Linked DNA regions of Homo sapiens: region 1 is linked to region 2. Evidence: chromatin loops called from intact Hi-C (ENCODE). Cell type or tissue: PC-3. All regions are shown on one strand. Each heading gives the region's core, and the rest is flanking DNA. Links, peaks and the distances in the headings are about the cores only. Region 1 has its middle 490 kb from the start of ZIC3. Region 2 has its middle 540 kb from the start of MIR504.

The links. Hi-C counts contacts between places; a loop is a spot of excess contacts. Peaks named below come from ENCODE experiments on the same cell type or tissue, not always from the same donor. Only the 100,000 strongest peaks of a DNase experiment are listed, where the experiment ranks them.
Region 1: a loop joins it to region 2, with 9 times the contacts of the local background. A loop is called at or near these places in 1 of 110 quality-filtered maps.

What each region holds. Positions count from the first base shown.
Region 1 is chrX:138,052,180-138,067,659 of GRCh38, forward strand. No RefSeq gene overlaps it. Among named protein-coding and RNA genes, the nearest start is that of ZIC3, 490 kb to the left of the region's middle. RefSeq lists an enhancer at 8,975-9,476. In PC-3, for the core only: CTCF peaks have their summits at 3,613 and 5,869 (motif pointing left); no DNase peak of the experiment used is centred there.
Region 2 is chrX:138,120,958-138,136,437 of GRCh38, forward strand. No RefSeq gene overlaps it. Among named protein-coding and RNA genes, the nearest start is that of MIR504, 540 kb to the right of the region's middle. In PC-3, for the core only: a CTCF peak has its summit at 7,250 (motif pointing right); DNase peaks (open chromatin) are centred at 6,584 and 7,274; H3K4me3 peaks cover 1,260 bases; H3K27ac peaks cover 1,566 bases.

The DNA.
Region 1 (15,480 bases), core at 2,493-10,492, 69 kb before region 2:
CAGGTGGATCACCTGAGGTCAGGAGTTTGAGACTGGCCTGGCCAATATGGTGAAACCCTGTCTCTACTAAAAACACAAAAATTAGCTGGGCATGATGGCAGGCGCCTGTAATCCCAGCTACTCGGGAGGCTGGGGCAGGAGAATCGCCTGAACCCAGGAGGCAGAGGTTGCAGTGAGCCTAGGTCATGCCATTGCACTCCAGCCTGGGTGACAAGAGTGAAACTCCATCTAGAAAACAAACAAACCAACAAAAACAAAATAAAAACAAAAACAAAAAAATCCCTAATTCACCACCATCAAGTAGGCTTTATCACTGGGATGCAAGGTTAGTTCAACATATGCAAATCAATATATGTGAATCATCACATAAACAGAAGAAAAAACAAAAACCACATGATCATCTCAATAAATGCAAAAGCCTTTTGAAAAAGTTTTAACAGCCCTTTATATTAAAAAACTTCAAGAAATTAGGCATTGAAGGGATATACCTCAAAATAGTAAGAGCCATCTCTGAGAAATTCACAGCCAACATCACACTGAATGGACAAAAGCCGGAAGCATTCCCCTTGAGAAATGGAAAATGACAAGGATGCCCACTCTCACCACTCCTATTCAACATAGTACTGGAAGTCCTTGCCAGAGCAATCAGGCAAGAGAAAGAAATAAAAGGCATCCAAACAGGAAGAGACAAAGTCAAACTATCTCTGTTTGCAGATGATATGATTCCATACCTAGAGAATGGCATGGTCTCTGCCCAAAAGTTCCTAGATTTGATAAACAACTTCAACGAAGTTTATGTACAAAAATTAGTAATATTTCTATACACCAACAATGTCCAAGCTGAGAGCCAAATCAAAAATGCAATTCCATTCACAATATCCACAAAACAGATAAAATACCTAAGAATACAGCTAACCAGTGACATGTAAAATATCTACAAACAGAATTAGAAAACACTACTGAAATAAGTCAGAGATGACACAAACGAATAAAAAAATTTCCATGCTCATGGATAGGAAGAATCAACATTGTTAAAATGTCCATTCTGCCCAAAGCAATTTACAGAATCAATGCTATTCTTATCAAACTAGCAACAAAGTTTTTCACAGAATTAGAAAAAAAAACTTTCTACAATTCATGTTGAACAAAAATAGAGCCCAAATAGCCAAAAGAATTCTAAGCAAAAAGAACAAAGCTGGAGACCTCACATTACTGGACTTCAAACTTATGCTACGAGGCTACAGTATCCAAAACAGCATGGTACTGCTACAAAAACAGACACATAGACCAATGAAACAGAATGAAGGGCTCAGAAATAAAACTACACACCTACAATCATCTGATCTTCAACAAAGTTGACAAAAACAAGCAATGGGAAAAGGACTCCCCATTTAATAAATAGTGCTGGGATAACTGGTTAGCCATATGCAGAAAATTGAAACTGAACCCTTTCCTTTCAACATATACAAAAATCAACTCAAGATAAGGACTTAAATGCAAAACATAAAAACTATAAAAACCCTTGACTAAAACCTTTGAAATACCATTCTGAACATAGCCCCTGGCAAAGATTTCATGACAAGGATGCCAAAAGCAGTTACAACCAAACCAAAAATTAACAAATGGTACCTAATTAAACTAAAGAGCTTCTGCACAGTAAAAGAAACTATTAACAGAGTAAACGGATAACCTAAAGAATGGGAGAAAATATTTGCAGACTATCCATCTGACAAAGGTCTAGTGTGCAGAATCTATAAGGAATTCAATTGAATGAACAAGCAAAAAATAAACAACACCATAACAAAGTGGGCAAAGGGCATTAACAGACACTTTTTGAGAGAAGACATACAGTCGGTCAACAAGCATATGAAAATATGCTCCACATCACTAAACATTAGAGAAATGCAAATCAAAGCCACAATGAGACACTTACTGCTTCACACCAGTCAGAATGGCTACCATTGAGCAGGCAAAAAATAACAGAGCTGGCAAAGTTGTGGAGAAAAGGGAATGCTCGTACACTGCTGGTATGAATGTAAATTAGTTCAGCCACTGTGTAAAGCAGTTTGATAATTTCTCAAAGAACTTGAAATAGAACTACCATTCTACCCAGCAATTTCATTATTAGGTGTATACTCAAAGGAATATAAATTGTTCTACCACAAAGACACATGCATGCGTATGTTCATCACAGCACTATTCACAATAGCAAAGACATGGAATCAACCTAAATGCCCACAAATGATAGACTACGTTAGGAAAATGTGGTACATATACTCAATAGAATACTACACAGCCATAAAAAGAATTAGATCATGTCCTTCGTAGCAATATGGATGGAGCTGGAGGCCATTATCTTAAGCAAGCAAACACAGAAGCAGAAAACCAAATACAAGTTCTCACTCATAAGTGGGAGCTAAACATTGAGTACACATGGACACAAAGAAGGGAACAATAGACACTATAGCCTACTTGTGGGTGGAAGGTGGAAGGAGGGTGAAAACAACAAAAAAAAAACTACCTATCGGGCACCATGCTTATTACCTGCATGATGAAATAATCTGTACAACAAACCCCCACGATACAAATTTACCTATGTAACACACTTGTACATGTACCCCTGAACCTAAAAGTTTTAAAAAGTAAATTAATTTAAAAAAATGTTGTATCATCTGGGAAACAAAGGACACAATGAAAGAGTTTAGTTGAAAATCATTGAATGAAGAGACTAGTTACAAATTTATGGTCAGGGTTAAGGAAACATCACAGGATGCCAAAGCACTAGGAATCTGTAACCATGAGAAACCTTTCCTTCCCTAAGCCTGAAGGTGAAGGAAATGGAATTATGGGAATCTTGAGAGAGCTTGGAGCCACAGAAGAGAGGCTACCAGGCAGGATTTGTGGCCAATGATGAATATAGTCACTTCCAGAACCATGAGGGTAGGGGATAAGTGGCTGGCTTCCTTTTCCCTTCCACTCTTAGATCCTATTTTACTACTTACCATTGAACAAACTAAAACAAAAGCCAGGGGAAAAGGGAGCCCAAGATTTGCAACTGTGATCAGCCTCCAGGGCATAGAGCTGGATGTCCTAAGAATGGTGAGTATACAGGGAAAGGAACACTGAAGTAGAGTAGACAGATTTAGCAAATACAAATACAGGGCATGCAGTTGAGTTTGAATTTCAGATAAGAATAAATTTTTAGTATAAGTGTGTATCAAATATTCCATGGAACATGCTTACACTAAGCAGTTTTCATTGTTTATCTGATACTCAAATTTCATTCACTATGCTGTATTTTATCTGGCAACTCAGCTAGAGAATAATCAGCACAGAGGTGTTTCTATTATTTGGGCTTGTGACTAGACCATGGCTTTATTACTTTAAACACTTCTGTGTGTATCTCAGCAAGAATGGAATTATGTTTTTCTATGTATCAGAAGAAATGATCTCTGACCCCTATCTGCATCTCATTCCCAGATAAGCTCACTGGATCAATTGAGGTGAATGGCAGCCTCTCAGAAGTAACTTGCTAGATTTCAGTGGGTATGAGTAGGATGCCACATGCATGGCATTTCAGCCAAACAGCGAATAGGTGGCAGTCTTCATCAATTTATCAAAGGGAATAACATTTTCTCTTTGAAAATAAAACAGTGACAATATAGGAAAAAAAAACATGTAGATAGCTGAATATTATAGAAGACATTTTGATTAATTTTGATATGATTCAGGATTGAAACATAGTACTATAGTGAGATTTCATTTGTGTTTTAATGAGTTTTTTCCCTTTTCTGAGTTATTTTAAAAATTAGAATCAAATTTATTCTTGAACTTCCAAGAAGTTGTGCTTAAAACCGTAGGATAGTGGTGAGCCATTGGTAGAAGAACTGTGTGCTTGACCCTGCAGGGTAACTTCACCCTGGCTTCACAATAGGGCAGAGTGGCAAAGGAGAGGAAGCCTGGCCAATCATGTGTAATTCACTCAATAAATATAAGTGCCTGCCACGGCCAGGCATTGAACCGGGTATGTGGGATGCATAGGAGAATCAGGCGCAGTAACTTTCATCAGGAAGTTTACAATATTATGTGAGAAAGTGGCATTGATTAAGCTAGCAGCTGCCGTACATGTATTATTTCATTTAATCTTCACAGCAATCCTGTGGGTAGATGTTATGATTGTCCCATTTTTCAAATTAGAACACTGAGGTTAAAAGAGGTTAAGTGACTTGTCTAAGCTCACACAGCTAGCCAGTGACATCCATACACTTATATAAATAATAGGATGTACTAGTGTAAGTGTTTTCTTAGTAATATTACAATGTGCTTCAGATCAAATGGGAAAGTAATCCCTTTCCTCAGGTGTTATTAGGCAAGTGCTTCATGGAGGACGAAGTATTTCAGCTGTGTTTTCCTGAGCAAAGAACAGATTTAGCACAACCATGGAGGCACTAAGTTTCAAGGAATGGAGATTAGCAAGTGGACTCATTTGATTCCAGCATCACAATCATGTAAATTGGGGGAAGGAGAGACTCAAAAGAAAATTAGGTTAGGGCCTGAGTTGGATGGGCATTGAATGCCATAGTGAGAATTTTTTTATGTACATTTTGAAGAAAGCTATTGTCACTCTGAGCAGTGTAGTAACATGAGTGAACCTATGCTTTAGGAATCATATAGGATGAATCCGAAAGAGAAGACAACATAGATAGGAATGACAACCTGTTAAGAGGACATTGCTATAGTTCAAACAAGAGGACTGGAAGTAGGGTATTAGGGAAGACAATGTATTACATGCATGAAAAAAATATAAATAGTCTGCATGACATGTGCACTGAAATGAGTGCAAATGAGAGTTGTTCTGATTGATGGGCATTATAAAGCAGAGAGCAGCTTAGTAAATAGAAATTGCCTTATAACAGAGTACCATTATCAGTGATCTATAAGACTCAAGTCCAAAATACTATTTTAAATTGAATCCTATTCTCTGCAACAGCATTTCCAATGTGGATTCATCCCACATACTCTTCCAAAAACAAATAATTTTTTTCCATATGTTTCAGTAATTACATTTCTGGTTATATATCTAAAGGAAATAAAGTCAGTGTATTGAAGAGATATTTACACTGCCATGTTCATTACAGCACTATTCACAATAGCCAGTTATGGACTCAACCTAAGTGCTCATCAGCAGATGATTGGATAAAGAAAATGTGGCATATATACACAATGGAATACTATTCAACCTTTTTTTAAAAAAGTGAAATCCTATCATTTGCAGCAACATGGATGGAACTGGAGGTCATTATGTTAAGTGAAATAAGTCAGGCACAGAAAGACTAATATTGCATGATTTTACGTATATGTGGAATATGAAAAAGTAGAACTCATAGAAGCAGAGAGTAAAATGGTGGTTACTAGGGGCTGGTATGGAGGGAGGAGGATGGGGAGATGTTGAAACAAAGTTTCAGTTACATGGGAGGAATAAGTTCTGGACATCTATTGGATAGCATAGTGATGAGGTAATAATATATATTTGAAAATTGCTAAGTGAGTATATACATATACACACTTTATATATACTTCTTTATATATATATATATATATATATATATATATATATATATGTACTTTTTATATATACAGAGAAAAAAAACAGAAAAAGAAGAGGTTTCTCTACGTTTACCGAGAATTCCTGCAGCAAAGATACTAGTTGAATCTTGTTAGCTAATCATTTCCTAAACTTATTTAAACCTAGAACTCTTTTTAAAATGTTGAAACCTAGTAAGACCTGCAAAGATTGTGTTTTGTGAAATTCATATTAATGTTATTCTCTTCATCTGCAATGCATTCCCTCTGGTGGACTCTAGAGTGCAGTCCCTTCTCTCAAACGCAGTTGAAATAAAATGGAATCCCAATGTTTGGTGGACACCTGCCAGCAGTGACCTCTGCTGCAGCAAGTATTGATCCTGTTGTCGACAGCTGGTGTCAAATAATTTTTTTTTAAAGCAGGGATGATGGTGATGTTGCAAGGGTAGCTGTCGGTCACCAGCCCAAGAGCTCAGCTCACTGAAGTTGTCCCTTTCTCCTTAAAGTTGTTTTCATCAGTTTGTTGTTCATCTGAATAAACTTTTATGGCTTTCTCTTTGTTCTCCTGACCCTAGTAGCCTTAGTGATGGTGGAAAAGTTGTGTCTTACTAATTTTGAAGTGTCTACGTCTAGTAATAAAACCCAAGCTATCTAGTTAACTCCATCATCCCCTTGCTCAAGATCTCCCCCAGATACCCATCACCTACAGAAACAAAGATCCAAATTATTTGTGTGGGCATCATGACTCTCCATGCTCTGACCCCAGCACACATGCACACATGTTTGCATGAGAACACAGACACACAAATCACTGCTTATTATTTTCCAATAAGAAGGCCTGCTCTTTATTGCTTCCTATGGTTACTCTACTCTCTGTAATTGAAGGGCCCTTTCTCTTCAATGTCAAAAATCTCAATTAGCTGCAAAGGTACACATCAAGTGCTTTCTTCTCCTAGTAGCTCTCCTAGACACCTTAGACACCTCCAGTTGGAATGACTCCCGATTGCTGTCTTTTACTTTTTACTTACCTTTAATCAGTTTATTCTGGGTGCAAACTAGCTTCGTATGAGTCAATATTCCCCACTGGATGCCAGTGTCTTAAAGGTAGAGAATGTTTTACTAACCTCAGTAACCTCTCTAATCAATCAATCCATCAACAAATATTTAAGCGCCTACTCTGAGCCACGCACAACATCCTACACCCAGTAGGGGCTCCTATTGATGTCTGTATACTTTCAAAGCACAACCCCTAGAAGTGGAAGTGGGTTCTCTGAATCAAAACCTCAGGAAGTGATTAATGTCACCAGCATTAACATGATGAATAGGACCACAGGCTAAGTGTTGTTGAGACCACCCTAGATGTGACTTTGTCGTGAGAAGCCTTGGATTTCCAGGGAGGCATCCGAGACAAGCCAGTGATTCTGCAGACATGCTGTCAATTCCAAGTGAACCAAAGAGAGAGGGGCCATTTGTAATTAATTTTGGAAGTTTCTGGCAAAAGTCAGCAAAGATAAGTTCCCAACGGGAAAGCCCCTGTCTTATTTCTGTACTTACTTGCATTGGTATCATTACACTACACCATCTCTGAAAAATCAGACCTCTTGGATTTGGCCCTTTTTCTCTTCATCTGTAGAATATCTGACCCCAATTCAATAATTATAACCACCCCAGTGGAACAGATGCTGTACACACCATATCTCAATGAACTGTCATAACAACCCTAAGACATTATTATAAATACAATATTCATTTTGATAAACTAGGAAATTGTAGTTCAGAGACCAGAAGTGCTCTGACACTTTCATCAAGGAAAAGCAAACATATTAAAGAGCCAGTCACTTTGTGTTTGAATTCTGTGGATCTTTTCACTCTCAGCTGGTTGTTATTAATAATATGTGGCATATATGAATGCATGCTATATTCCAAACATTCTAATAAGTATTATTTTATTGAATCCTACAAATAATCCTTTGGGGTTTCTTGAATTTAAAGAAAAATTAGGCCCAGAGAAGGTAAACAGCTGGTCCATGCTCACAAAAGAGGTAAAGCAGGGCCAAGATACAGATTCAAGTCTGTTGGACTCCAGACCTGCCACCCATTCACTATACTACATAACCTCCTCTTGTAATGCAGTGGGCAGTCTAGGAGCTGCTGGCTGAAGGGATTGTATATCCTTAGTGGACTCTCAGGTCTTCTAAACAGAAATGTTCCACATTAGTGACTCAGTCTCAAACTTTACTTATGCTCCTCCAAGCCCTCCCCATTTTCCCTTTGGACAGGTTGACCCCTCTTTTAACCTCATCTTCAGGGTCAGTCTGTGCTTTCTTGCCATGGTTCAGTCCAGAGGCAGAATAATTTCTTTTAGCATCGTTAGTGTCTAGGAAAACAAATCTCTTTCTCAGGTTTCTCATCAGTTTCCTGGAACAGAATGACTGTGCTGTCCACAGACTGAATTTGTCTCATCTTCTCTGGGCACATAGCTTTGTGCTCAGCTTTCTTTAGCTGCTACTAATGGTAACAGTTCTTTAAGACAGGGCAGTCTTTCTGCCTTAGATGATTTCTAAACCTCAAGTTTTTTCTTAGCTCATATCCCTGTTTCCTTTATCTTTTTGGCTTTGTCTCTTTTGTCTAGTAAATATTAACAGGTTCTATTTAATATTTAGGAGGTGTGCATTTGGGCCCCAGATCAACCTCTGACTTGGTTTTTGACCTTGGGCAAGTTACTTCCTCTTTTAGGCCTCAGTGTCTTTATATGTAAAAGGTGAGAGTGGGAAGATGCCCAAGGCTCCTTGCACCTCTGACATTCTGTGTCTCAAACTTCAATGTCAAAGGACAATACTGTATGAAGACAGTCTGAAAATGTTTCCCATCTTCATTCGACTGCCTAGAAAGGTGATTTGGCTACAGAGATGTAAACTCATCTACTGACCTTCTACTTATCTCTACCCAAGTTTACGAATATGTACCACAAAGGGAGAAAATAATTATCTCAGTTTAAAGTATTTATGACCCAATTTTTTTGGATTGCCCAAAGTTTAAACAGTGTGCTCATTGAAAACCTCAGTCCCACCTCTGACAAAGTGAATGCAGAAACCACTTTTTCAAATCCCAAATCAACACACAAGTATGAGTGGGCAGAACACTTGAAAAGAGGATTCTTCTAAAATTTCCAGGATTCATGATCTTCCCTCAGTAAATGATAGAATTTTAGAATTTTCATGGTAGGGTATAAACTGGGCAACCAGGCCCAAGGCCAGATAAGAGCTTAATTAAATGAATGCTGCTGCAGCTGCCGCTTGTCACCTTCTGTCACCCCAAAGGAAGTATGTACCTTTGGGTTGGTCTAGTGGGAGAATTAGGAGGGAATGATAGTCTTTTCATTCCATCTACATTTAGCATACCCACCAAAGGGCAAGTTAGCAACTTCAAACAACACCTTGACAATGACAAACAGTGAAGTTAATGCAGGCTCTAACAACTCCAGAGCATACTCTGACTAAAACAAAGGGCTCTGGCTCAAAAGGGGGTCCTCCAAGCCAAATGAAAGAGCAGTTTCCAAATGCATAGCAAAATTCAGAGGAAGAAGGAGAGATGAAGGGTGGAAGATGAGGCTGTTTACTTAGAATTTGATTGTTCACACTAAGCCCAGCAACCCCTGTGGTCTTGAGCTTGCTTTGAAAACACGATGTTGCTAAAAAGATCAGGATTCGATGGGAACATTCACACTTGAACATTTGCCGAGCTCTTCAGGGAAGTGCTGAAATCAGTGGGAGGGTCTTCAGCACCTCTGTGATTGCAATCATGGCCAAGCTCAGGCGCTGCAGTTGTGCAGCACAAAATACTGCCCAAGACAAATCTTTCAAAACAAAGTGCAGCTAAAACATCTCTCTTTCTTTAGGGTTAAGTTAAGACTAAAACATTTCAAGCTCAAGGACTTAAACTTGTTTTGGCCAGGCATAAGGAACCCAAAGTTATTCAGGCCCATGATATCATATCAAGTTCATAGTTTACAGAGAAATCCAAGTGGTGGTGGAAAGGATTTAAATTTAGTTGTTTACTAAATTCTACATGAACAGTGTTTGACCAAGTTTCTTATATAGAAAGACCTGATGTTTACCCTGAAAAGGTGGTTAGAAACAAATAATAACAACAAAAAGTCTGCTTTCACATCTTAGTGTTTTTAACTTCTGAGATTGAAAAACACAGGATGGTGATAAAGTTGGAAGTCTCCCAAAAGATGATCTCATTCAAACTTCTCATTTTATGGTTAAACCAACAGAAACCACAGAAGACAAAGGACTTGCTTATGTCCCAAAGCTAGTGAGTGACAGAATTAAGAACAGAAACCAGACCTTCTGTTAAATAGGGAATCCTTTCCCCATTGCTTGTTTTTCTCAGGTTTGTCAAAGATCAGATAGTTGTAGATATGCGGCATTATTTCTGAGGGCTCTGTTCTGTTCCATTGATCTATATCTCTGTTTTGGTACCAGTACCATGCTGTTTTGGTTACTGTAGCCTTGTAGTATAGTTTGAAGTCAGGTAGTGTGATGCCTCCAGCTTTGTTCTTTTGGCTTAGGATTGACTTGGCAATGCGGGCTCTTTTTTGGTTCCATATGAACTTTAAAGTAGTTTTTTCCAATTCTGTGAAGAAAGTCATTGGTAGCTTGATGGGGATGGCATTGAATCTGTAAATTACCTTGGGCAGTATGGCCATTTTCACGATATTGATTCTTCCTACCCATGAGCATGGAATGTTCTTCCATTTGTTTGTGTCCTCTTTTATTTCCTTGAGCAGTGGTTTGTAGTTCTCCTTGAAGAGGTCCTTCACATCCCTTGTAAGTTGGATTCCTAGGTATTTTATTCTCTTTGAAGCAATTGTGAATGGGAGTTCACCCATGAATTGGCTCTCTGTTTGTCTGTTGTTGGTGTATAAGAATGCTTGTGATTTTTGTACATTGATTTTGTATCCTGAGACTTTGCTGAAGTTGCTTATCAGCTTAAGGAGATTTTGGGCTGAGACGATGGGGTTTTCTAGATAAACAATCATGTCGTCTGCAAACAGGGACAATTTGACTTCCTCTTTTCCTAATTGAATACCCTTTATTTCCTTCTCCTGCCTGATTGCCCTGGCCAGAACTTCCAACACTATGTTGAATAGGAGCGGTGAGAGAGGGCATCCCTGTCTTGTGCCAGTTTTCAAAGGGAATGCTTCCAGTTTTTGCCCATTCAGTATGATATTGGCTGTGGGTTTGTCATAGATAGCTCTTATTATTTTGAAATATGTCCCATCAATACCTAATTTATTGATTCCCTATTTAATAAATGGTGCTGGGAAAACTGGCTAGCCATATGTAGAAAGCTGAAACTGGATCCCTTCCTTACACCTTATACAAAAATCAATTCAAGATGGATTAAAGATTTAAACGTTAGACCTAAAACCATAAAAACCCTAGAAGAAAACCTAGGCATTACCATTCAGGACATAGGCGTGGGCAAGGACTTCATGTCCAAAACACCAAAAGCAATGGCAACAAAAGCCAAAATTGACAAATGGGATCTAATTAAACTAAAGAGCTTCTGCACAGCAAAAGAAACTACCATCAGAGTGAACAGGCAACCTACAACATGGGAGAAAATTTTCGCAACCTACTCATCTGACAAAGGGCTAATATCCAGAATCTACAATGAACTCAAACAAATTTACAAGAAAAAAACAAACAACCCCATCAAAAAGTGGGCGAAGGACATGAACAGACACTTCTCAAAAGAAGACATTTATGCAGCCAAAAAACACATGAAGAAATGCTCATCATCACTGGCCATCAGAGAAATGCAAATCAAAACCACTATGAGATATCATCTCACACCAGTTAGAATGGCAATCATTAAAAAGTCAGGAAACAACAGGTGCTGGAGAGGATGTGGAGAAATAGGAACACTTTTACACTGTTGGTGGGACTGTCAACTAGTTCAACCATTGTGGAAGTCAGTGTGGCGATTCCTCAGGGATCTAGAACTAGAAATACCATTTGACCCAGCCATCCCATTACTGGGTATATACCCAAAGGACTATAAATCATGCTGCTATAAAGACACATGCACACGTATGTTTATTGTGGCACTATTCACAATAGCAAAGACTTGGAACCAACCCAAATGTCCAACAATGATAGACTGGATTAAGAAAATGTGACACATATACACCATGGAATACTATGCAGCCATAAAAAATGATGAGTTCATATCCTTTGTAGGGACATGGATGAAATTGGAAACCATCATTCTCAGTAAACTATCACAAGAACAAAAAACCAAACACCGCATATTCTCACTCATAGGTGGGAATTGAACAATGAGATCACATGGACACAGGAAGGGGAATATCACACTCTGGGGACTGTGGTGGGGTCGGGGGAGGGGGGAGGGATAGCATTGGGAGATATACCTAATGCTAGATGACACATTAGTGGGTGCAGCGCACCAGCATGGCACATGTATACATATGTAACTAACCTGCACAATGTGCACATGTACCCTAAAACTTAGAGTATAATAAAAAAAAAAAAAAAAAAAAAAACCAGACCTTCTGACTTCTCATCTTGGGTTTTCTTTGTGTTGTCTGTATATAGCACATGGATGAAAACCAAGCCCTTGGCTAGCTAGTGTCCACTGCTTCCTTTTAGCATCCTCCAGTGAGGTGGGTGGAAGTGGTGTTGATTATACTTCCAGAAGAATATTGGGACTGAAGTTTCTTAACAAGGGTCTACTTTATCAGTCTCCCTCCTTTCTAGGCTTCCAGCTCCTACTGAAGGGCATCTCACACCCTTCACCCACACTGAATTTCTCCTCCTTGGCGGGATGTAGTTCAGTTCTTTCTCTTTGATCGCCTTGTCATCTAAATAGCACTGCTGCCATCACCTTTGCCCTGGTTCCCTTCTCTTCTATGCATGTGAAGGAAAAGTTAGATGTGAGTCCGTAGGACAAGTTCTAGCCATCTTGAGGTCAGCAGGTTTTCTTGCTTCTAACATGATGACAAATTTTCTGTACAAAACTTTCCCTCATTTCATTTTGTGACTTTAATACTAGGCTGTAAATTCACTAAAAATATATAAAGGTCTCATAATACTTTTCAGTAACATTTAAAATCCAGTTCCTTAAATATACAACAATCTTATTCCTTTGTCTTGAAAGCTAAAACAAAAAGAAACAAAATAGAATGACATATTATGATGTTTAAGAGTAAGTTCCAAAAACAAACTGCATCAAATATAGATCAGTAGAAAACAAACAACTCTCAATCAAAGGAATTTCTAGGTCCATGTGGATATTATTCAACTAAAAATAGATCTTTAGAAGAAGAAAACACAATATATAGAAACCACAATGACCTGTTTCAGTTTATATCAGTGCTTTATTTAAGGTAGTGGCCATACTGAATTGTGACTTGACATTTAATAAATCACAACTTGTAAACTGCATAGAAATAAAAATAACTAATATTACTGTATTGATCACCTACTATGTGTTCCAGGTGCTCTATGCTAGATTCTTTGCAAATTCCATCCCATTTGCTTTGTTTTTTTGGTAACTCTAAAGTGTAGGTGGTATTTCTCCCATTTCTTATAAAGGAAACTGAATTCTCACGGAAAGGTAGAATGACTTTGTTAGTATCACACAGCTAGTAAGAACAGAGCTGGGACTTAAGTGTTTATACCTGGGACAGAAACCCTTTTACAAAGGGGAATGGAAAATGATCCACAGAGTTGTGATTTCTGCTAGAATAATAACCCTAAAAGAAGAAAAATAATTTTTTAAGTGACAACCAAATCAGTATTTTATTTTATCAGCACTTACAAAACTGATCTTAAAGGTTCAGAATTTGTGATAAAGAGCTATAATTGGGATAGAATTCCAATGCAGTGCATTTAAGCTCTGAACCTTAGAAAGCAATGCCCATAGCCAACTGGTAATTGCTTTTCAGGAGATTATGTCCATTTTGGTGAAGCAACATGGACCCTATGCAAGTATACAAAGCACAACATACCTGCATTAGACTCAAGTGTTTATATGAGCATATTTATAGTGTTCGGTTGTTACCTTGACTTTAAAAAACAACAGCCGATAATATATAGTCTTTTCAGAAGCTCGATTACACGCAGAGTAGCAGGAAACAGTTTGAAATCAATATTTAATGCAAGTTTATTGACTTTTTTTTAAACTGGAGAATGCTATCATAAGCACTTTTAAACCAGATGTGGTTCATATAGTGTTTATGCTCTGAGTGTTTCCAGAGAAAAGTTCAGACTGCTGCAACAAACACTTCTTTGGGGATAGTTTTGATATAGCAAAAGAATGTGTGGGAAACCAAACTCCAATATTGGCAAGGCTGTCACCAAATAAAGATGGAATCAGTTATCTTTAGGGCAGTAGTGGTTATGGATGGCTCCTAAGGACATTAACCAGGAGAAGAGAGAAGGTCAGATTGAAGAACATCAACGCTAATAGTTCCTATTCCCAGCTCCATCATTCTGGGCAGCTCCCCCTTTAGACAGAATGAAGTATATTGTAGATATAGCTAAAGCCTCAGATCATGTATAGGACAGATGTGGTTTTTAAGCAATCTACAAGACTGGAGATGGCTGAGCTTTCCAGCACGTATCGTCTTGGCCATAGTCATGCCACTGGGGTTGGAGCAGAAATCACATGGACCCTGGGGTCAGGAGGCAGAGCATGTGGGCAAGGTCAGTACTGAGAAGCTAGTAGGCCTGCCAGGCATAGTACAGGATCTAATAAGGCAGCTCAAAGGTAAAACTCTGAACCGTCTGTGGGAAAGTTCTATTGCCTTTTCTACAACACCGTTATAGGGTAACAATGTGTATGTGTGTGCACACATACTTCTCTTCCACTCCCATTCTCTTTCAGCTGAGGTCTACAGAGCTCCAGCAGGTTTTTCTAAGTAATTTTCAGTTTTTATGTGAGGTTGTGTCCTCTATTCTGTCTCCCTTTTGCATGGAACTTCCAATTCCTTGTTAACCAGATTTTCTGGATTTTCCCTGACTATGCCAATTTCAAAGATTCAGTTTCATTGTCAGTCCATGTGAGGCCACCTGATTGTCAGCAGGTAGACCAAATCTGCTAATATCTGAGTTTCTTATTTAGAAGGACTATGCAAAGCTGAAGCTACTCCAAGATGGGAAGAACTGCTTCAGTGGGAAGTGAGCTGCCCATCACCAGAGGCATTGAAGCAGAGGCAAGAGGTGATTTCTATATTTGATGTAAAATTCAACTTACAGAATGTGAAAATCACTTTCAGTGTTTTTTTTCAGGATTTTGCCCTTTGGGGGACATGCATAAGGAAGTGGTTGCTTGACAGAGCATTGAGAAAGCAGGGGATGGTGAGAAAGTAAAAAAGAATGGCAGAAATGTAAAATGAACCCCCAGTGTAGCTGCAGCGTTTGAGCAACTACGTTTAAGGGAAGGAGTCATAGGTGCTGCCTTCATCTCTGTTAAGGACTTTGCTTGCTTAAAAAGCTGGATCTGTGGAATAGGATAGCAATAAACATTTGTTGAGTAGTTTGTATGTACCCATGCACATTGTTAGGCACTTCAAATACACACAAAAATGCTAAGAAACAGAGTCAACTCCATGTTGTGGATGAGAAAATTAAAACTCACTTTTAATTTTGGAGTTCTGGAGTTGTTGGGCATGGAGTTGACATACCCAACATTTCCCTGTAAAGAGCAGAGTTGGAAATGCAATCCAAGCCTGTCTGACTCCATATCTGTGCTCTCTGCTCAGCACTGTACTTCCTCTTCATCCTTACTTACTGGCTCCCTTTAGGAATTACTTGCTGAGCAAAGTCAGGAAAGGAAGAAAAGGTCAGGAATCTCTTAGTC
Region 2 (15,480 bases), core at 3,061-11,060:
ACATTTTAACAATATTAAGACTTTCAATCAATGAACACAGGATCTCTTTCAGTTTATTTGTTTATTCTTCAATTTCTATCATGAATGTGCTATACTTTTCAGTATACTTTTCTTTCATCAGCTAACTTTGGGCTTAGTTTGTTCTTCTTTTTCTACTTCCTTTAGGTATAAAGTGAGGTTGTTTTATTTTTCTAAATGTTGACATGTATCACCATTAATTTCCTTTTCAGAACTTTTACTGAATGCCATAAGTTTTGTTATGTTGTGTTTTCATTTTCCCTTGTCTCAAAATATTTATTATTTCCCTTTTGATTTCTTCTTTCACTCATTGTTTGTTCAGGCTTATTTTTCTCCTATTTGTGAGGTTTTTTTTTAACTTACCTCTATTAATTTCCAATTTTATAGCATTGCGGTCAAGAGGGATACTTGATATGATTCAGTCTTCTTAAACATGCTAATACATGTTTTGTGGCCTAACATATAATCTGTTCTGAAGAATGCTCCATGTGTACTTGAGAAGAATATGCATTCTACTGTTATTGGATGGAAAGTTCTGTATATGAATATTAGGTTCATTTTGTTTATTGTGTTGTTCAAGTCTGCTGTTTCGTTATTGATTTTCTGTCTGTGTGATCTATTCATTGTTGAAAGTGGGATATTTAAGATCTCTAATATTGTTGTATTACTATCTATTTCTCCCTTTAGTTTGGTTAATATTTCATTTCTCTCTCCATATGTGGAAAGTTTTCTGTTATTATTTTTATTTTATTTTATTCTATTTTTAATTTTTGTGGGTACACAGTAGGTATATATATCTATGGGGTACATGAGATGCTTTGATATAAGCATGCAATATAAAATAAGTATATCATGGAGAAAGGGGTATCTATCCCCTCAAGCATTTATCTTTTGAGTTACAGACAATCTAATTACACTCTTTTAGTTATTTAAAAATATGCAATTAAGTTATTATTGACTACAGTAACCCTGTTGTGCTATCAAATAGTAGGTCTTATTCATTCTTTCTATGTTTCCTGTACCCATTAACCATCTGCACCTCCCCCTTCCACCTTCCAACTACCCTTCCCAGCCTCTAGTAACCATTCTTCTACTCTATGTCCATGAGTTCAATTGTTTTGAATTTTAGATCCCACAAATAAGTAAGAAGATGTGATGTTTGTCTTTCGGTGCCTGGCTTATTTCACTTAACATAATAATCTCCAGTTCCATCTATGCTGTTGCAAATGACAGGTTCTCATTCTGTTTTAATGGCTGAATAGTACTCCATTGTGTACAGGTACCACATTTTCTTTATCCATTCCTCTGTTGATGGACACTTAGGTTGCTTCTAAATATTAACTATTGTAAACAGTACTGCAATAAGCATGGAAGTGCAGTTATCTCTTTGGTATATTAATTCCCTTTCTTTTTGGTATATGCCCAGCAGTGGGATTGCTGGATCATATGGTAACTCAATTTTTAGTTTTTGTAGGAACCTCCAAACTGTTCTCCATAGCGATTGTACTAATGTACATTTCCACCAACAGAGTATGAAGGGTCCCATTTTTCCATATCCTTGCCAGCATTTGTTATTGCTCATCTTTGAATATTAAAAGCCATTTTAACTGGGATGAAATGATACTTCATTGTAATTGTGATTTGCATTTCTCTGATGATCAATGATGTTGAATACCTTTCCGTATGCCTGTCTGGCATTTGTATGACTGCTTTCAAGAAATGTCTATTCAATTTTTTTGCCCATTTATTGATCAGATTATTTGATTTTTTCCTATAGAGTTTTGGATTTCTTCCTGGTTCAATCTTGGTAGGCTGGATAAATCTAGTAATTTGTCCATTTCTTCTAGATTTTCCACTTTATTGGCATAAAGTTGCTCATAGTAGCCACTAGTGTTCCTCTGAATTTTTGCAGTATCAGTTATAATGTTTTCTTTTTTGTTTCTGATTTTTATGTATTTGTATCTTCTTTCTTTTTTCTTAGAAGTCTGGCTAATGATTTGTCTATTTTGTTAAACTTTCCAAAAATCAACTTTTTGTTTCATTGATCTTTCACATTATTATTTTCATTTAAATTTCATTTATTTCAGCTCTGATCTTTATTACTTCTTTTCTTCTACTAATGTGGGGTTTGGTTTCCTGTTGCTTTTCTAGTTCTTTAAGATGCATCATTAGATTTTTCATTTGAAGTTTCTCCTCTTTTTTGATGTATCTCAAGGTTTTGGCCTTTTTGTTTTTTTTTTTTTTTTTTTTTTTTTTTGAGACGGAGTTTTGCTCTTGTTGCCCAGGCTAGAGTGCAATGGCGCGATCTCAGGTCATCGCAACCTCTGCTTCCCAGGTTCAAGCGATTCTTCTGCCTCAGGCTCCCAAAGTAGCTGGGATTACAGGTGTGCACCACCACGCCTGGCCGGCATGTTGTGTTTCTATTATCAATTGTTTCAAGAAATTTCTCAATTTTCCTCTTAATTTCTTCATTGACCCACTGGTGATTCAGGGGCATATTGTTTAATTCCATGCATTTGTACAGTTTCCAAAATTCCTCTTGTTATTAATTTCTAGTTTCATTTATTCCATTGTGGTCAGAGAAGATGCTTGGTATTATTTCCTTCAGGGTCAAGGGCTCTTAAGCCAAACTGGTGAATGCTGTCTGGCCTGGGACTCATTCTTCAGGGAAATGGGCTCCCCTCTGGCCCAGGACAGGTCCAGACATGCTATTGAAGAATCAAGTCCTGGAATTGAAAAGTCAAATCCTGGGCTTGTCCTTGTCTCCCTGTGACTGTGCTGGTAAATAAGGTACAAGACAACATCCCCTTAAGTTTTCTTTCTGCTTTTCTGAAGCAAATGAAATTTTGCCCCATAGCCACCGCAGTTGATAAGGCGCTGAAACTCACCTGTAGCCAGCAATCATCAGAGGCTTATCCAAGGCCCTCAACATAGTACCTGAGTATAGCTGCTTGTGATTCAGTGTCCAAGAACTCTTCAGTTAGCAGGTGAGGAATACTGCCAGGACTGGGTCCTTTCCTCCATGGCAGAGGGTTCCCTTCTTGCCCATAGTGTGTCTAGAAATGTCACCTGGGAGCTAAGGCCTGGAACAGGAGCCTCACGACTCTGACTGGTGCCTTACCCTGCTGAGGCTCAGATGGTATCAAAGATGCAAGACAAATTCCTCCACACTCTTTCCTCTCTTCTCCTCAAGTGGAAAAATGGATTATCTTTTGGTGTCTTGGGCTGTGCAGTCTGGGATTAGAGGAGGTATAATGCTAGCACTCCCTTGGCTGCCCCAGCTGGTGTTGCAGTATGTCACATTTCCCCAGTGTACATTGTCTCTAGGCCTAGTTCAGCACTAGGACTAGCCTAAGAGTTGCAGTCCTGATAGTCTAGACTGCCTATCAAATCTACTTGGAGACATAGAGGCTGTAGCCCTCTGTGGTGAGGTTTGCAGGCACTCAAGTTCCAACCAACAGCCACCCATGAACCCAGATTTATATTTACTGCTTTATGCAGTATTTTAAATCAGATAAAAGGAAAATAGCCCACCCCAGAGGTGGGCTAGGCTAGGAGGCCTTCCACTTATCTTTTTATGGGGTAGGCAGTTTTTACTGTAATGTACTGCTTTTCGGCAATGGGTTCCACTTGTTGCAATTCCCTATATGTGCTCAACAGCTGTTGCTCTAGGACTGTATAGTGGGATTCTGCCCCCTTTCATAATTGAGACCAAAACCCTACAAGTATCATTTCTATTGGTTACTTTTGTCACCAACTTCAATTTATCCCCATGACATCTCTAGTGACTTCTAATACAAAAGGATGCTGTGGCAGTGGGACCTCTAGTGCTTGGGCTTGTTTCACCAACATTTTCGTTTTGTCAAATGTTCTTTGTCTATATGTGTCCAGTCTCATTTTTCTACCTTGCTTTATTAGGGGGTATAATGGGTGGGCTGTTTGTGCCAAATGAGGAATAAGTAGTCACCAGTAGCCCAGTAAACCTAGGAAAACCTGAAATTAGTTTACTCTCTGGGAAACAGGCTACTGTGCTATCTTATCAGTGACAATTCTGGGCATGTTTCATGTCTTATGCAACCACATAACTCTTGGGAATTTGATGGCTGCACTGGGCCCTGTATCATTTTGAGTTTGACTTCCCATCCCCTGTTCTTTAGGCCATCCCAGACAGTTTGTAGGGCAGTCTTCATATCTGTAAGAGACTCAGAGGTTAGCATGTTATCATTAATATAGTGAAACAAGGTGACCAAGGCAGGCAAAGAGAGTTTAGACAGGTCTTGCTCAGCCATACTCTGAGGGATGGTGGAGCTGTGCAGGTACCCTTGTGGTAGCACCTGGAAAGTCCATTGTTGGCCCTCCTAAGGGAAGGCAAACTGGTCTTGTTAATCTCCTGATAAAGGAATACTGAAAAAGGTGTTAACCAAGTCAATGATAGCATGGACACTTCCTAGCTTAAGGACCACTTTCCCTAGCAGTTGAACAATATTGTGTACAATTGCATGTACAGGGATCATCACTTTGTTTCGCTTACAGTAGTCTACTGTAATTGTCCAGATGCCATCTGGCTTCTTCACAGGCAACACAGTGCTGTTATGGGGGTCTTGGCCAGCCTGAATGCTTGTAAATTGTGTAATTTCTGCATTGTTTGGGTGATTTAAGAGTATCCCCTTGGCAGGTGGTATCGTTTCATGTTCATTACTTGTCTCAGCTGAAGCAAGTATACAGACACCCATTTTTCCCCTTCCCTTTTCAATCCTTCATTGCTTTCTGGACTTGGGTCTTGTTTCTATCTAATTCACTGAGGCCAACCAATGCTTCCCCTATTGTCACAGATGTTATTTACCATTAACAGACTCAGAAGTGTGACCATCGAACTATATTATACCACTTTTCAATTGGAAATGACCTACACATTCAGCAAGTACCTAAAAATAATTTTAAGATTTTAAACTACACAAAATGTCCATCTACAAGGATTTATTTCATTTACATTTACTCAATTTATTTTTAGCAGTTAATCTAGATTACTCATGAGAACCAAGACATTAGACAAAGCTAGTGATCATTCCAAGTTATCTCCTTGTTAACCATTTTCTTAGCCTGCGAATATCAGGTGTTCACCTAAACGAGAGCCTTAAAGTTACAAACATGGTTATTTTTACCAATAACTCAGAAAATGTAGCTGTTTTAATTAAGCCAATACTATCAAATTGGTCTTGCTTATCAAAAAATCAGACAAACAAAGATCATTCCAAGCAAAGACTAATCAAAGATCAGTCTTGCTTATCAAAAAATCACACAAACAAAAAGATCATTTTTGTCTGGGTTTATGGTGTTATAAACTTCATGTCAAACCCTGATACCTTAAAATATCTAGTAAAGGCAAATATAAAACTTATCTAATTAGTATACCCAGACAAAAATGTGTGCTGACAATTCTGAAGACATTATTTTTATTTTACCAATAATTTTAAAGCCAGTTTTATTTATTAAAGATCACTAAATTCACATGAACTTGAAAGACATTTGGATTTCTTTATTTTATGAGTGCTCATTTACTTGTAAGCCAATTTGTGATTATGCTAAACACAACATCTAATACATGTGCGTAGAGATAAACACATTTAAACACGTATACACACATACACACATATTCAATAGCTTTTCCCTCAGAACTCTAGCCACGAGACAGCATCACAAACTCACTATTTTACAAATGACAGCTGGACCCAAATTACTTCTGACAAAATTGGGACCTCTTCACATGATTAAAATTTGTTTGCCTTATAGGTAATCCAATGAAGGCTATGGTCCAACATTTTGGGTGAAACGGTTTCCATAGCAGTTTTATTCTAAAAAAAACCTCTTTTATCCTTTCTTTCCCCACAGTTTCAACTGAGTTTTTGATGTTTACATTTTAGCTAGAACTGGCTGAACTGTATAAGAAAAACAAAATCTCCGGTGGCCTTGAGTTGGAAGTACCATAAACAGTGAGTTTTATCTCAACATAGTAGCTTAATAACAGAAGATTCAAAGCAGATAGAAAAGGGAATAAAGAGAGAATTAGAGGGAAAGCTTTAGAAAAATCGACTTAACTATAGTTGCAGGTTAACCATTTGAGCTCTGATTTTACTTTTGCTGTAATTTGCCCATGCATTTAAAAATGTACAGAGGAAAGGGCCAGAATAGTTAACAAGCTGGAGTCCTAGAAAACCTGGGATGCCTTTGAACTTCTGCAGGAGTTACTACCTTTTTTCCTTTCCTGCTCTAATAATTTCTCAGTAGCCGGCCTTATTGCAACAACAAGGTATTGACTCTCCTATCATACTTTAATATTTTAACTTTCTGCAATATTTCCTCAATCCCCACCAGCATTTTCCGAATGTCCCTGTACTCACATGGTGGCTCAAAACGGTTGAGCATCTGGGCAACTCCACCACACATGCATATTGCCAACCACCCCGGGATTCCCTCAGCAGAGACCCCTTCTTGACTCATCATTTGATCTCTCATATCCTGTCCGCGATGCCAACTGTTACAAGAAAAATGTGAGACTGCAACCTCCCTCCCCCCGCAAAAAAATTTGGAAAGGAACTGAGAGACCGAAGAATGACTCAGAAAAGTCCAGCTTGATGAGTAGATGAGTTTATTAGGATTTACATACAGGGCACTCCTGTGTAGACGCAGGACAGCTCTAGAGATGTGTGCTGTCTCCCATTTCTAAACTGCTTTTAAGCTAATTTTCTGGCTCTTTTCCTAATGTGTTTGGACACTGAGACTTTTTTTCTTGTTAGGCTCTCAGATCCTCTGTGGAATGTATGGGTTCTCAGGACACCTGCTCTTGGATTGTTTTACTGCATTCCTTGAACTGGATTTCAATTTCCTCTTCAATCTCAATGAGCACATCCTTGCCATCCAGATTCTGAATTCTGTGTCTGTCATTTAAGTCATTTCAGACTGGTTAAGAACCATTGCTGGGGAGCTAGTGAACTTGTTTGGAGGTAAGGGGACACTGGTGTTTTTAATTACCAGAGTTCTTATGCTGATTCTTTCTCACCTGGAAGGGTTTGTGTTCCTTTAACTGGTGTGTAATTTGAATATAGTCACTTGGCTTTGTTTCTGGATGTATTCACAGGGCCAGCACTCTGTACACAGTCTTCATCTGGGGCTGAATTCTTGCCCTTATTTTCACAGGGAGGGTGTACTTGCAATTTATTTTGGATGTTGTAGTTTGCGCTATGATCCAGTAGATGGCGCTTAGGATTAATGGCCCATAGATAGGCTCTTAGCTGCGTGTCTCCTTTGTGTTAATACTTCCTGGCATTTGCAGCTCTGCTCTGCGCTGCATGAGGAAGACCGATGCCCCCCTCTTACCAGGTCCACTCCTGGGCCTTGGGGGGGCTGCCTCTTGTCACTGGCACTGTATTCACATTTCTTTTATTAGGTGTTCTGGGCTATCAGGCTCCCTTGAGTGGAGGCCACCACAGGGAGATAGGCCACACTCTCCATACTGGCCCTGTGTAGGGTGTCTCACCCTGCTCCCGTGCCAGTGCATGAAACTGCGTGTGTCACCCTTCTCAGTGTTCTGAGAGTGTGGCTCCTCCTTCACTGAAGTGCCAGCCACAAATCTTGGCTCCGCACTCTCAAGCTGTATGCAGCAGCCCTGGGGCATGGGTACCTGCCCATGGCTCCATCCTCTCGACCTTTGGCATCAGGTTTTGGGTGTACTGGGAGGTCTGAGAACAGGCCACTGGGAACATCCTCAGGTACAGCAAGGAACCAAGGCCAGGCATCAGAGACTGTGCCATGCACATGTTCCTGTGGGGCAGCCAAGCAGTGGCTCTTGGAAGGGCTCGTGGCAGGGGGGCGTGCAGAACAGATGTGCCCCAGTACCACAGGGAAGACGGCCCCACTTTCTCCAGGTCCAGCATTCAACTGGGTCTAGAGCTTTTTGGAAGGAGATGTAGAGCCCTGTGGGGGTGTGTTCCTATGGCTGCCCCGTGCACAAAGGTCTCTGGTTCCATGCTGGCTAAAGCCCTGACTCTGCCTACTCTCTGAGAACATCCCTCTGCCAGCTCAAATATCCATGGGGGACATGGGGTTCCCTGCAGCTAGGATCCCAGAGGGCCACAGTGAGAGTAGGGAGTCCCATAGTCTTTTCACTAACCCCTTCCCCAGGAGCCATTTGGGGCTGGGAAGTAGCCCTAGCATGTGGGTACCCCTCACAAGGCTCCCAGCTTCCTCCCTATTAAGCCGCAGTGTCTGTGTGGCTTTTGCATCAACTATTGTCATTTTCTCTCTGAAGAGCTATTCAAATTATGTTGGTTTACTCAATTTCTGTCTTTCTCGGTGGGAGCAGTGCTTCCTGGCTACTTCTAGTCAGTCATCTCATTCCTCTCTCCAGAAATTATTTGTTTTCTTTCCTTTCTCTTCTCTCTTTCTGGGAGTCCCATAAATTAGGCTACTTCGGGTATTTCCAGACTCACTGATGGTCTTTTTAGTTTTAAAATACACTGTTCAAGTAGATATCATAGAAGCAGAGAGTAGAATAGTGGTTACCAGGTGCTGGGGAGGGCTGGAGGAAAGAGGTATGGGGAGACATTGGTCAACGGTTATAAAGTTAGGAGGAATAAGTTCTGGTGTTCTATTGCAGTAGGGTGACTGTAATTAACAATAATGTATTGTATATTTCCAAACAGCTAGAAGAGAGAATTTTGAATGTTCTCAACATAAAAAATAATAAATGTGTGAGGTGACAGATTTGCTAATTATCTTGATTTGATCATTACACAATGTATACATGTATCAAAACATCACATTGTACTCCATAAATATGTGCAGTTATTATTTGTCAACTACAAATAAAATATAACTTTTCAAAAGTTCTTGGTAATTCAGAGAAAAAATACATTTTTCCCCATGTATTTCATTTCGGATAGTTTCTATTATTCTGTCCTTGAGTTTACTGATTTTTTTTCTGCTCTTAATTTTATCCAGTGTATTTTTAATCTCAGACACTGTGTCCTTTTATCCCTAGAGGTTGGGTTTGAGTGTCTTTTAAATTGCTCACATTTCTACTTAACTTTTTGAATGCATGGAACACAGTTATAACTGTTGTAATATTATTGTCTTCTATTTTTTAACATTTGGGTGAGTTTTGGTTTCAATTATTTAATTATCCTCATTATGCGTAGCTTTTTTTTTTTTTTTTTTTTTTGCTACTTTCGATGCTTGGTAATCTTTGACTGGAGGCCAGATATTGTTAATTTTACTTTGTTAGTTGCTGAATATTTTTCTATTTCTATAAATCTTCTTAAGCTTTGTTTTGGGATACAGTTAAGTGACTTGAAAAGTGTGGACCCTTTACATGTTGCTTTTTTAATTTTTTTGGTGGATCCAGAGAATTTTTCCATGTAGAGCTAATTACTTATCATTACTGAGGCTAGACCTTTCTGTGTACTCTATCCAATGACCTGTAAATTATGAATCTTCCAGTCTGGTTTGTGGGAACATTCACTATTCCCAGTCTTATGTAACTGCGAGACACTGCTCCCTTTAATTCTATCAGATGGCTCTCTCCCGCTATGGACTGAATTGTGTCATTCCAAAGTTCATATGTTGAAGCCATAATGTGACTGTATTTGGAGGTAGAACTTACAGATGCCTAATAAGTTTAAATGAGGGTATAAGTGTGTGGGGTTCTATTCTGATAGAATTGGCGGCTTTATAAAAAGAGGAAAACATTCTCTCTCTCTCTCTCTCTCTCTGCCCCTCTCTGTCTCTCTCTTTCTCTCTCTCTCCCCCCTTTTCTCTCTCTCTCTCTTCCCCTCTCTGTCTCTCTCTTTCTCTCTCTCTCCCCCCCTTTCTCTCTCTCTCTCTTCCCCTCTCTCTCTTTCTGCATGCACTAAGAAAGCATCATGTGAGAGCACAGCAAAAAGGTTACTGTCTGAAAGCCAGTAGGTGACCATCCCCAGAAACTAACCCTGCCAGATCTTGATCTGGGACTTCTAGCTTCCAGAAATGTGAGAAATAAATTTCTGTTGTTTAAGCTGCCTGTATTTCAGTAACTTGTTATGCAAGCTCTGGCTGGCTAATTCATCCCCCTAGCCCTTGATAACTTCCTCACATGCGTGCTCTGCTGAATACTTGAGGAGGACTCTCTTTAATCTCCAGGACTCTTTCTCTGTATAGCTCTCTCTTCTTTGGCTATCATGGGAACTCTAGCAGCTATGGACTCCCTGGGCTCTCAGTTCTGTTTCCTTAACTCAAAGGGTTTTCCAGGCTCTGCCTATGTTTCGTTTTTTTTTTTTTTTTTTTTTTTGCTCTACAGCCTGGAAATTCTCTCAAGACAACAAATTGGTTTATCATAAGGCTCACTTTATTTGTTTTCCATCTCTTCCATTGTCTTTCATTATTTGATGTTTCTGGTGTCTTGAATACCATTGTTTCATATACTTCCACGTTTTTTTTTTTAATTGCTTCATGTGGGCAGGTAAATATGGTTCTTGTTACTTCATCTTGGCTTGAAGAAATTATCTTCTTTTCTCTAAGGTTTTGATTGATTAACATCTGTGTTTCATTTTCATATGATCTTATTGCCAAATACTGGAAAGCAAATGACCCCTTATTGCAAAGCAACATTTTCAGATTCCTGTTTCTCTAACTCTTCCGAAACTTAGTTATTAACTCTTCCCCACATATACCAAATGTTTCCATACATCTCTGTGTCTTTGCACAAACCGGAATATTTAACCCTTCCTAGCTCTATGGGAAAACCCACTTATCTAAGTAGTTACCATTTATTAAGTACTTATTATATGTAAAACATTAATCCTTACTACAGTGCTCTGAAGTAAGCCCCAATATTGTATTTTTTTTAATATATAGAAAACTTAAGACTAAAGCATTATAAGTAATTTGCCCAAGGTCAGACAGCTAAAAATAGCTGACCCAGTATTTAAACCCAAGTTGGTTTGATTCTTTAGCATATGCCTATTATTAATCTTGTCTCTAATGTAATGATATATTTCTATGCCTGTATTTACCACTAGCCTGTGTACTCCTTGAAGGCAATATCTGATTTATTTACATATTTTCAGTGCCTAGTCCAATACCTAGCACATCATAAACTCTCATAATGTATGTTGACTGATTAAATAAATGAATGAATGTGTGGACCAGATAGAGGCTTGGCTGGAGGAAGGTGTCAGCCCTGGCTGAGAGAGATTATAGAGGACCAGTCTATGTAGAACACTGAACAAGTTCATTCAGGAAATACTTCCTGCAAGATAAATAAATACATTTTAAAATCCAAACAAGATCACAAAGACTTTCTTTAGTAGTGGTAGACATGCATTCAGAATTTTACCTTAGCACTTCAGAAATGAAAGAAAATGTCTAGTCTTTCAACCACTTGAGGAAGATAAATTTTGTATTTCAAATCCATCAGAGGGTTTATGTGATTTAAGAGATATGTGACTTCAGAGCTAATCCTTATCTCTTGGCTTAGAATTTCAAGTCAAGTTAAATTTGAAGTGCCTTGATTAATTACATGGAGGCCAGACACCTAAAAAACATTTTGGTTCTCATAGCGTAAATGTTAAGGCTATTACTCTTCTAACTTTAGCTTTTAGGATAAATTTGGTGTCTATGAAATGATAAGATTAGAGGCCTGGAAACAGCACAAATGCATTGGCATTCATAAGTAAAAGGGGACATTTGGCCTCTGCTCCTGAGTAAAGGGTATGCGCTTTGAGACATTTCTGAATTTGTCAAACATGCTTAGACTTGAGCCATGTAATTGTCGTATGTTGGAAAGGCATTGGGTACTCTTGAATGTTTCTTGCAGTGGCCTGTGTCTTTGTTTGGGCTTAGAGATTGAAGAGACTAAAGAGGATCTGGATCAGTGAAGAGGCAGACATGAGAGGATTTGACCAAATTGCACCTTCCAAGCCTGGCAGTATAGTATGTTCACACTTGCATGTTTATGAGACTTTCTTGATCCTGATTCTGGGAATTATGATATGTTTCACAGAGTCACAGCATGTCAGAGCTGAAAAGGGTTTTAGAGATCACCTAAACCCATCATGATTGTATGGAGAAACTGAGGCCCGGGAAATGATTTATCCAAGGTCTCAGAGTTAGTACATGCTAGGATAGAACCCTGGTCTCTGACACTTCAATATGTTGTTTTTTCTACTACTCCAAAGTAACTCCTTGGAGAAAGAAAAGGTTGAGGGAAATGTATCTCCTTTCTCAGTGAGTGACACCACCACTTATTGCATTATATTCTGTCATTGAATCTTCCTGGACAAATACCATGTGGAATTGGTCCCACAATACGTTTCTCTAGTCTTGTCCCAGAGCATCTTCATACTGTAAGAGAAAATCCTTCTAAAAATTCATGACCATCAATCTCAGTTGGATTCTTGATACTTCTTGGACATCATTTTTGCTTGTCATTTCTTTCAGTGATTGTACCAAATTTTTCCTAGTCTCGTTAAGTCCTGTATCCAACTATCAGCAGATGATGTTGCATGACTTCATTAAGAGAGTTAGAGTTATCAGATATGAGTTTTCCCCAGTCTCTTGGCCCTCCTCTACTATATTTTCCTTGGCCTCTGGTTTTTCTTTTCTCGATTCTCAGTGAAAGATGTGTCCTTTCTTCAAATCAAGTTCATTCCCTTACCCTGGTTTTTGGTCATATTTAGAATCAGCTCCTTTTCTGGGATAAGTTAGTTACTCATTATTCTATTTCTTTATGCTCTCTCTCTACTAATTTCACTCTGGTCTGTCTGTCTTTGCTTTTTAAGCCTTGCTTCTTGAAAATGTATTCCATATTTGCTTTCTCCATTTATTCATTTGCAATGCAATCCTCAATGCATTGCAATTTAGATTCTCTTCTCACCACTCCACTAAAGGCTTTTTACTAAGGAGGCTAATAATCTCCAAGCTGACAAATTCAATAGCTAGCTCTCTATTTTTAACGTATTGCATCTATCTGCTATGCTTGAAATTGATTTCTACTTCACCTTTGTTTTAAAACATTCTATTTCCTGGGCTTCCATAACACTAGTTTTTGTTTTTGTTCCTTTGTCTTTATAGCCACTCTTTTTCAATCTTCTTCAACAGTTCTTTCTCTTCTTTCTGTCTCTTAAACATTTATGTCTCTCATGAGTCCCTCCTTGGCCCAATGTTGTTCTCTCTTTACATGCTTTTCTTGGGCCATATTATCATCTTCCAGGGTTTCAACTACAACCTATATTAACACTGACACTTAAAATAGGATTTTCAACTTAGGCCTTTCTCCTGAGCTCTGGACTTATATTTCTCTTTATTTTTATTTTATTTATTTTTCTATTTACTTTTTGAGACAGAGTCTTGCCCTCTTGCCCAGGCTGGAGTGCAATGGTGTGATCTCTGCTCACTGCAACCTCCGCCTCCTGAGTTCAAGCAATTCTCCTTCCTCAGCCTCCCGAATAGCTGGGATTACAGGCACACACCACCATGCCTGGCTAATCTTTTGTATCTTTAGTAGAGATGGGTTTTCACCATGTTGACCAGGCTGATCTCGAACTCCTGACTCTTGTTGCATGCCTCCTGTACCTTAGTCTAAATGTGACCCTATCTGAATTCATCATCTACTACTTGTTTTAGTAAATTGCATCATCTATCTAGGCATCTAATAATGCAACCTGAGAATTACCCTAGCATCTTCCCTTTTCCTCTCTGCCTTTCCGTTTTCCACTTTTTGTCAATCATCTTCTTGCATTTAGTGGCCAGGTTGATCATTCTAAAATAATCTGACAATTATACACCCATATTTAAAACTTTTAATGGATCCCTATCTTCTAGGGAATAAAAGTTGATTCCTTTATCATAATTTACAGGATACTTCATGATTTGGCCCCCATGTGATTCTAAAGCATCATATTTTTTTGGTTATTTCTCACTCCTTCTGTATAGTCTACTACTAGCAAATTACACGTCCTTCTCTGTAAATAGTGTGCTGACTTCGATTTGTTGTACTTTTCCTTCCTGCATTTATCCATATAGAAAACTCCAACACACTCTCAGCAATTTCCTCCTGGAGATTTTGAGCCAGGCTATGTGCCCTGCTTCAGACTTCTCATGGCATCTGTATAGACTTTTTGCATTACATATGCCATATTTTTCTGAAATTATCTGTGTATGTGTCAATTTTCTCAATGGGCAATATACTCCATGAGAGTTGGGTTTATATCTTATTTATCTTTGTAGTTTTGTGTTTTGTATAGTATAGGCATTCAGTAAATATTAATAAAATATTTAATCATATTAACCACTCAAGACAGGCCTATTGGATTCTTAGAAAACTCTTTTTCATTCATCTTTCCACATCTAATTATTCACCAATATTTAGAATATATCTTCAACTTGTCTTCTTCCCTCCATTGCTACTGTTACTGCCTTACTTCTAGACTTCATATTCTCTTGCCCATGTAATTAGAATAATTTACTCATGGGTATTTCCCTCCAATTTATTCTTCACACTTCAAGCCAATGTAACCACTCTTACAAATTTAACCATGTCTCGCCTTTGCTTAATACTTTTGATAGATTCTCGTAGGGCAAAAACCAAACACCTTAGTCTGGCTTTCAGTAATGTCAGTTTCCTATTTCTCCAGCTTTATATCTTGCCATTTTCCCCCCATACATTTGTGCTCTATTTGTACCAAAATTTTAAAGTTCCCTAGTCACCTGTACCTGCTCCATGCTACCATGGCTTTCTGATTAAAATACTTTTCCTCTTTCATTCTGGGATACATGTATCCCAGAACTTAAAGTACATTAAAAAATACAAAAAAAAAAAAAAAAAAAAAAAAAAACCTTTCCCTCACCCCTTGTCCTTTCGGGAAAAATATTTACTTGTTTGAAAGATTCAAGATTGGTTAAATACTGCAGTCTCAACATCCAGAACAGTGCCTGGTATGGAGTAGGTACTTACTGACTGCTGTTGAGTGAATAATTGTATGAATAAATAAAGGTGATAACCCAGTTTAGGTACCATATAGAGACAAAAGGAGAAAGAATTTTAGGGGATAATGAACGTGGAGATTAAGAAGTGTATGATACCAGAATAAATAATTCCTCTGGTCTCATAAAGTTCAAAGAGGGAACAAAGTAGAAGATATAATCCTGAAATCAGACAAATGATCTGTTTTTAGCAGTCATAACATGCTGGTGGGTTGAAAGGAAGCAACTTTTATATTTTAATGCCATACTTCCTCATCCTGCTAAACACATAGGTCATTCCCTTCTTCTGTGACAAGTGCTCCTTAGATGGCTGAAGGAAAAGGACTCAGTGTGAATTAGATTAATCAGCTTGCTTTTCTAACATTTAATAAGCAAACTGCACTGAGGAAATAGGATTTTTAATACAGTAGGAGAGTAGGACCAGGGCTGTGTGTTGAATCTTGGCAT